Regions from separate parts of the Homo sapiens genome. Here region 1 is linked to region 2. Evidence: read pairs that join two places in POLR2A ChIA-PET (ENCODE). Cell type or tissue: PC-9. All regions are shown on one strand. Each heading gives the region's core, and the rest is flanking DNA. Links, peaks and the distances in the headings are about the cores only.

Region 1 (4,395 bases), core at 210-4,209, 760 kb before region 2:
AGAGCTGATCTCCAGCGGCCAGGACCCTGTCTGTTGTGGCATGGGAGATGAACGCCCATCATTGCTCCCTCCCCTGTCTGGTCTCCTTGCCATCTAGTTCTGAAGACAAGCCTTGTTGTTTTCAAACACACAGCTACAAGGTCCCAACTCAGAACCTTTGTACGGAACCTCCCTCACTCAAACTGGGATAATCTCCTCCCCAGAGTTCTGCTCAACTGCCCTTGGAGGCCAGGTCTGAGCACTGCCAGTCAGAGTTCCCGCTGCATTCTCAGTTCCCAGAAGTGCCTGTGCTTTGTGCTTCTGTCTAGCATGTACTTCCCTTACTGACACTCTCTGGCCTCAGTTTCCTTATTCTTGAAATGGAGTACATACTTCTTACTCCACAGATCTAGGAAAATTAAGTAAGATAATTCATGAAATGCCTGTCAAAACAGATGCTCTCGAGCACTCAGCTCCAACTCCATCTCCTCCAAGCAGCTATCTTCTGTATCTGGCCATCCCTGTCGGAGAGGGTCAACAGGTGTCACGGAGGGAGGCCAAAGCCTTCGTCACATGCCAGCCTGTGGTGCCCACCCCTTCTGCTCTAGAACTGATTTTGGACTACACTCACTTTAACCTTTCCTTTAATGTTTCTAGGTAGTGATTTTGGTGATTTTTGTCAAGTTGATACATGCTTATTATAAAAATTCAAGCAACACAAAAATTTGCAATCACTCCAAATCCCACCACCCAGAAAAAAACAACATAAATATTTGCTAAACATCAGTCCTGACAAATTTCAAAATATAAATACAGATACATTGGTCAGTAAATAAATAATAGATAAATCATTTTGTAAGAATAGGGTCATGTGTTACATTCTCTTATTTATTTTTTATAGAGACAGAGTCTCACTCTGTCACACACGCTGGGGTGCAGTGGTGCAACCATAGCTTATCACAGACTCAACCTCCTGGGCTCAAGCGATCCTCCTGCCTCAGCCTCCTGAGTAGCTGGGACTAGAGGCGCATACCACCACATCCCACTCGTTTCTAAAATTTTTTTGTAGAGATGGGTGTCTCGCTAGGTTGCCCAGGCTGATCTCGAACTCCTGGGCTCAAGTTATCTTCCTACCTTGGCCTCCTAAAGTGTTGATATCACAGGAGTAAGCCACCATGCCTGGCCCATACTTTTAAAATATGAAAACGTTAAATGTATTTGTCCTTACATATAATAGAAAAAAATGGAAGATTAAGCTGAAGGCATTATTCAATCTTGGATAAATGTTTCATAATTACATGAGACACTTGTACCTATAAGATCCCTCTATGGATAAGAAAAATCATTTTTCAAAATTGTTTTAAGAAGCTGTAGTCACTGACTTTTAAAAGTATGCTTTCATTTCAGTCTGGCTGACTCCCTGCTATGAAAGATGAAATAACTAGCACCCTGTACTTCATCTCATCTCCCCTTCCCCCACCTCTTGATTTTTGTTGTTTACGTAATTTTCATTTTGTTGGGAGTTTTACATATTTTTATTCTGCTCTGCAACAGTTCTATATTTAAATGAATGCAGTGCTCACCACCAGCCTTTTATTCTCTGGGTTCTCTGGGTTAGCTCAAATAATTCATGGTTTTCTGGCTTGTGTGTCGGATTGTGTGTTCAAGACAGGCTTATCATGTCTGAGATGCTTCTACTGCCTTTAGATCTGACACAACTTATCTGGTATAACATTTGTGAGTCATGCTCTTCCTCATTCAATATTTTGTGGACATTGCTTTATGTACTTGGGCATTGAATGGGATGTCTGAGTCGAACCTGAGTTTTCTCTCTTTTGATGACTTTTCTTTTCTGCCTGCACTCCTGAAAATTATTTATGCTTTGAAGTTCAATAACTTAAACAGGATATGTCGGTGTGGACCATTTTCTATTTTTTTTCTGGTATGTCATGTGCCTTTTTTTTTTTTTTTTTTTTTTTTTTTTTTGCAAATTCAGTCCCTTATTGAAGAAAATTTTTTTTCTGTGTTACATCCCTGAATATCTTTTCTGTTTCATTTATATGGTTTTCTACTTAGGGATATTAATTTTTCTTATATTAGCTAATCTTCCTTCCCTCCCTCCCTCCCTCACTCCCTCCCTCACTTCTTTCCTTCCTTCCTTCCTTCCTTCCTTCCTTCCTTCCTTCCTTCCTTCCTTCCTCTCTTCCTCCCTTCCTCCCTTCCTTTCTTTTATCCTCCTAACCTCCCATCTTCTAATTGCTTGAATCTCTGCCTCTTTTTTTCTCTGCATTGATTATGATGGTTTCAAGCCTTTCCTTTAGCCATTCTATTTTTGGACTTGTATGTTGTTTCTAACTAGTTTATTAGCTGTGTAATTGCATCTAGTTCCCAATTGTTTTCCTAACCCTGCAATCTCTTCATCTCATTCAGTTTTATAATTATCTAGTCTTTGTATTTATATGGTATTATCATACTCTGAAACATGAAACACTGGTGAGGAATTTGTTTCTGTTTTCAGCTCAGGTTTTCTTCCAGCTTGGACTCTTTCACCTGTTTTCAGGCTATATTCCTTCCTTCTTGTTCCCCTGCCTGCATAGTATATTTTCATAGTTGCTGTGCTATTTCTTTTCATATTGCTTACTCTAACATGAACAGCTCTGTCCACACCCTCTACTTGCTTTAATATAAAGCAGATGAGTCACACGTGTCTCATATTGTTCCCTAGATTGCCTCATGCATGTAAGTCTTGCCTGAATGCCTGTGGCCTCCTCAGAAACAAGGAACCTGCTTCATTCTCCTCTAGCCTCGGTGCTATTCCCTGGTACGTGGCTTGCCACAGGCACACAAAATTGGGTGTCTGGGTTTTGACTCTAATTGTCAGAAATTGGGGATATATCAGGTTCTTAAATCCTAAAAGGCATTTAGAAAAATAATGACAGGATTCTGAGCAGCAGTTCTGGGAGCTTACTGAGGATAAAACAAGACAAAATGTATTTAAATTACGGCAAGAGAAATAGAAATTACTCAGAAAACATCACTTGCTGAATTCCAAGAGTTTACCTGCTACTAACTTATACTAATTTACAGTGGCAGAAACCTTAGGGTTATTTCCTTGAGGAGAGGGGATTTTATTTGTCTCATCTTCTGTGAGTGTGGAGTTTGCTTTGCAAAGTGCTACATCTCATATCTATACTGTCAGGAAAAGCTTTCTGGAAAAATTCCAACAACCACCACCATTTATTAAATACCTGCTCTGTGCCAGAAACTTTATATGGACCTTCCCACTGAATCCTCTCAAATGATCCTACAAGCGTGTTTTCACGTCTCCTTTTGCAGTTAGGAAAACTGAAGTTAGAGCAGTTAGGTAAGTAGTCCGAGGACACAGACTGGTGAGCGTCTGAGACAGGTGCACAGACCCACCGGTCCAGGCCCGGAGCCTGTGCCCCTCCACTGTGCTGCCTCCCAAGCTGGCGTTAAGGAGGTGAGATTTAGACAGGTTTCAACAAGGCAAGGGAAACAGAATGGGGCTTGAAAGATAGAAATGAAGAAAGCATTCTAGGCTATGGGAGTAAAAGGGGTGAAATGGCAGAGGGAGACGCGAGAGAAGGGTCTGGATATATACCCCAAAAATTGAAGACAGGGACTTGAACAGAGATTTGTCCGCCCATGTTCATCGCAGCATTACTCACCATAGCCAAAAGGTGGAAACCACCCACCGTCCATTGACAGGTGAATGGGTGAACAATATGTGGTCTATCCACACAGTAGAAAAGGAAGGAAACTCTGACATGTGCTACAATATGGATGAATCTTGATGACATTATGCTAAGAGAAATATGCCAGTCACCGGAAGACAAACACTGTCTGATTCCACTTAAATGAGTTGCCTAGAGTGGTCAAATTCATAGAGGATGATGCGTCAGGCACTAGTGGGAGAAGGAAATGGGAGTTCTTTTTTAATGGCTGCAGAGTTTCAGTCTGTGATAAGGAAACAATTCTGGAGAAGGATGACAGTGATGGCAACCCAACAATGCGAATGTACTAATGCCATTCAATTGTGCACTTAAAAATAGGTAAAATGGTGAATTTCATGTTTTGCATATTTTACTACGATTAAAAACATGTATAATTATTTAGCTACACCTGAATGCTCCTTAAAAGTTCATATTCCTGAGCCCCAGCCCAGACCTGGGTGGGCTCCTGAAATGTCCCTTTTAAAAGAAGTAATGCCAGATGATTCTCACGCTCTGTAGTTTGAGAATCATTGGCTGGAACGAAGAGGGCTGACTAGTGACAAGAAACTGGTCTGGAGGAGTATGCGGACATGGCCAGTCTTCTCACAGCAGGGGGCTGTGTCCAGCAGCCTGCAGGGACCCTGCACCACTCCACTCTGTCTGCTGGCCTTGGACCCTCGAC
Region 2 (4,395 bases), core at 116-4,115:
TTGCCAACAAGGTGAAACCTCGTCTCTACTAAAAACACAAAAATTAGCTGGGTGTGGTGATGCACACCTGTAATCCCACCTACTCTGGAGGCTGAGGCAGGAGAATTGCTTGAACTTGGGAGGCGGAGTGAACCAAGATCAGGCCACTGCACTCCAGCCTGGACAACAGAGTGAGACTCCAAAAAAAAAAAAAGAAAGAAAGAAAAAGAAAGGAAAGAAAGAAAGAGAGAGAGAGAGAGAGGAAGAAAGAAAGAAAAAAAAGAAAGAAAGAAAGAAAGAAAGAAAGAAAGAAAGAAAGGGAGAGAGAGAGAAGGAAGGAAGAAAGGAAAGAGAAAGAAAGAAAGAAAGGAAAGAAAGAAAGAAAAGAAAAAAAAAAAAAAAAGAAAACAGTCTGGGAGGCCGGGCATGGTGGCTCACACCTATAAATCCCGCACTTTGGGAGGCGGAGGCGGGTGGATCACCTAAGGTCAGGAGTTCGAGACAAACCTGGCTAACATGGTGAAATCCCCTCTCTACTAAAAATACAAAAATTAGCCTGGTGTGGTGACGGGCACCTGTAATCCCAGCTACTCGGGAGGCTGAGGTAGGAGAATTGCTTGAACGCGGGAGGTGGAGGTTGCAGTGAGCCTAGATCGCGCCATTGCACTCCAGCCTGGGGGAAAAGAGCGAGACTTCGTCTCAAAAAGAAAAGAAAAGAAAAGGAAAGGAAACAGTCTGGGCGGAAGATATCAGCTTAATGACAACAACTATCTTTGGATAATGATATGATGCATAATTTTTACTTTTGTCTTAATGCCTTTCCATATTGCCTGAATTTTCCTTTACAAAAAGCCTGTATTTCTGTTAAAATAAAAAAGAAGACATCGTGTAGGATGTAGTTGGAAGGGGGGGAAAAAAAGAAGAAAATGAGGCGGGAAAGGGTGCAGGGTTTGAAACATGGCGGACGACGCAGACCAGAAACGCACTACCGACACTGTAGAGGAGCCCCTGGATCTTATCAGGCTAGGCCTAGATGAGCTAATTACTTTATTTTATTTATTTATTTTTTTGAGACGGAGTCTCGCTCTGTCGCCCGGGCTGGAGTGCAGTGTCGCAATCTCGGCTCACTGCAAGCTCCGCCTCCCGGGTTCACGCCATTCTCCTCCCTCAGCCTCCTGAGTAGCTGGGACTACAGGCGCCCGCCACCACGCCCGGCTAATTTTTTGTATTTTTAGTAGAGACGGGGTTTCACCATGTTTGCCAGGATGGTCTCGATCTCCTGACCTCGTGTTCTGCCCGTCTTGGCCTCCCAAAGTGCTGGGATTACAGGTGTGAGCCACTACGCCTGTCGTAACTCACAACTTCTTAAGCTAAATGGTATTTTCAGTTTTCTCAAGCTCTTCCAATAAACATGACCAAGATGCAGAACTCTTTTTCAGGACTTGTTTTGCTCCATTATTCTCACAGATATTTTTCTGATTTTTTTTTCTTTAAATTAAAATTGGTGTTTCCTCGGGGGAAAAAAAAAGAAGAAAATTCTTCCTTCGTTTTGAAAAATAAACATTAGTAATTCAAAAAAAGTAAAATAAACAACATGTCTATATTTGGAATGAGTTAACCAAAGTATGACTCATCTATTTCTACTATGGAATACTATGCCTTCATTAAAAATGATGATTCATTGAAGAATCTGCTTTGTGCCAGGCATTGATGATATAAAAGAAACCAAGATGAGGACTCTCCCCTCTTGAGGTTATATGAGTAAACAGATGCTTAACACATAATGGGAATAATTGTATGACAAAAGTATCTATAGTGACACTGAAACCACAGAGAAGAACACAGACTCTGGAACCAGGTGCGCGGGGGTTCTGGGAAGATAAGTAGGAACTCACCAGGGCACAGAGATGGGGGTCACCTAGGCAGAAAGAACATCACGTGCAAAGGTCAAGATGCATGAAATGGTACGATTTAAACAGAGGACAGGAAGAAATTGAATAGGATAGGAGCCTAGCATTTCAGGCAGGAGTGGCCAAAAATGAGGCTGAGAGATTTGTAGATCATGAAATGTAAGGTAACAGAGTCAAAATAGCTTTTTGGTAATGTCTCACTGATGGCAATGTGGAGGGTAGCATGATGGGATAGTATTAAAGAAAGGACACCACCCAGAAAGCTGTTACAGTTCCCAAGAAAAGGGGATGAGGGCCTGAGTGGCAGCAATGACAGTGGAGATGAGGACTGGAGTGGAGCAAAGGGTCAGGAGACATCACAGAGGTCTAAAGGGCAGGACTTGGTGAGAGGTTAAGGGGAGGGCAGAGTCAAGATAACACAGAGAGTCTGACATGTGGCTGGGTAGGCCAGGCTCCGGTCCTTAGGAGGAAGAACAGATTGGGGGCTGGATCTGATTACTGCGCTTTGAGGGGCCTGAGATATTCTGTAGGCAGATATGTTCAGAGGGAGGCTTGGGTCAAAAAGTAGCTTTTAGGGTCTTGAAGCATTTAAATGATAGTTGAAGCCAAGGGTTTGAACACTAATCAGGGAAAATGGACAGAAAAATACAGGGGAAAACAGTCCAGGGATAGAGCTTCTGTATGTTTAGGGGCTAAATGGAGAAAGAAGAGCTGGTAGATTGAGAAGGTGAGATCAACTAGGTAGGAAGAAAACAAAAACCAGGGAGGATGGTGTCAGAGACACCCAAGAAGTAGAAACCTCAAGGTAGAAGTAGTCAATAGTATCAAATGTCAAAAGACGCTCATAGGCCAGGCACGGTGGCTCACACCTGTAATCCCAGCACTTTGGGAGGCTGAGGCGGGCAGATCATGAGGTCAGAAGTTCGAGACCAGCCTGACCAACATGATGAAACCCCATCTCTACTAAAAATACAAAAATCAGCCGGGCATGGTGGCGTGCGCCTGTAATCTCAGCTACTCAGGAGGCCGAGGCAGGAGAATCGCTTGAACCTGGGAGGCAGAGGTTGCAGTGAGCTGAGATTGCACCACTGCACTCCAGCCTGGGTGACAGAGCAAGACTCCGTCTCAAAAAAAAAAATGTGCTATGATGGGCACAATGTCTCGCACCTGTGATCCCAGCCTTTTGGGAGGCTGAGGCAGGAGGATCAATTGAGCCCAGGAAGTCAAGGCTGCAGTGAGACATGATCGCACCACTGCATTCCAGCATGGGTGACAGAGCAAGACCTTCTCTCTCTCTCTATATCTATCTATCTATCTATCTATCTATCTATCTATCTATCTCTCTTTCTCTATATATATAGTCCTGCTGGGCACGGTGGCTCACTCCTGTAATCCCAGCACTTTGGGAGACTGAGGCGGGTGGATCACCTGAGGTCAGGAGTTCAAGACCAGGCTGGCCAACATGGCGAAACCCCATCTCACTAAAAATACAAAAAAAAAAATTAGCTGGGCATGGTGGCACATGCCTGCAATCGTAGCTACTTGGGAGGCTGAGGCAGGAGAATCACTTGAACCTGGGAGGCAGAGGTTGCTGTGAGCCAAGATTGTGCCATTGCACTCCAGCCTGGGTGACGGAGTGAGACTGTCTCGAAAAAAAAAAAAAAAATGCCCTATGGACTTAAAACAAAAGAAATCATTTCCAGGCAAAGAGAAGATCCAGGGCACTGTCAGGAAACATTGTCTAAAGATGAATCAAGGATGTGACTGAAAATCCCTTTGTTAAGACTTCAGGGGGCTTGTCCTCCACATTAATTCAACTGTAGACTCCCTTGGTCATCTCTTAATCCTTGTCATTACCAGACACTGAACACCTTAATATTCTCAATTTCACTCTGGCCACTGCCTCTCGTTTTTATAGCTCACCTCTGTGGAATTACAACTCCAGCACTCCTTCAGTTTCACAGGGATATCTAATCCACTGACCATTCTGTCTTTTCTCTGTCCCTCATCCCTTCAAGTTTTCTCTCCCCTCTTTACCCAGATTACATTCTATGATCGGACATTACAATCACTTTCTTTCAGAAACCCTGAACTCTCTTGGCCCCTTTTGCTTTGTGTTTCTCACTTGGCAGAACCACAATCTTGATAAAATCCAACCCTCTGTCCGTTCTGAGTATGCACCTGCGCTGATTAACAGACACATTGACTGTTCTCAGTCTAAATTGGTGGTTCTCTGTAGGGAGCAGCTTTGTACCTGGCACCCCCCACCACCCCCACCGCCACCGCCCCTGTCAGGGACATCAGTGTTTGGAGACATTTTTATTATCACACCTGAGGGTAGGTGCTACAGGTATTTAGTGGGTAGAGAGCCCAGCCGTGTTAAGCATCCTGTAGCTCACAGGCCAGCTCCCCACAACAAACACTTAACTGGCCTAAAATGTCAACAGTGCTGAGATTGAGAAACGCTTCTCTAAATTATTGATCATGAATTTCATGTGGGCCCTAG

Evidence for each region. ChIA-PET counts read pairs that join two places held together with the same protein. Peaks named below come from ENCODE experiments on the same cell type or tissue, not always from the same donor. Only the 100,000 strongest peaks of a DNase experiment are listed, where the experiment ranks them.
Region 1: POLR2A ChIA-PET joins it to region 2 with 11 read pairs; 1 of 35 experiments calls an interaction of 5 or more read pairs at or near these places.

Annotation. Positions count from the first base shown.
Region 1 is chr1:201,264,248-201,268,642 of GRCh38, forward strand. No RefSeq gene overlaps it. Among named protein-coding and RNA genes, the nearest start is that of PKP1, 17 kb to the right of the region's middle. In PC-9, for the core only: no CTCF peak of the experiment used is centred there; DNase peaks (open chromatin) are centred at 1,704, 2,694 and 3,814; H3K27ac peaks cover 2,056 bases.
Region 2 is chr1:202,027,670-202,032,064 of GRCh38, forward strand. No RefSeq gene overlaps it. Among named protein-coding and RNA genes, the nearest start is that of ELF3, 19 kb to the left of the region's middle. In PC-9, for the core only: no CTCF peak of the experiment used is centred there; a DNase peak (open chromatin) is centred at 1,682; H3K27ac peaks cover 2,043 bases.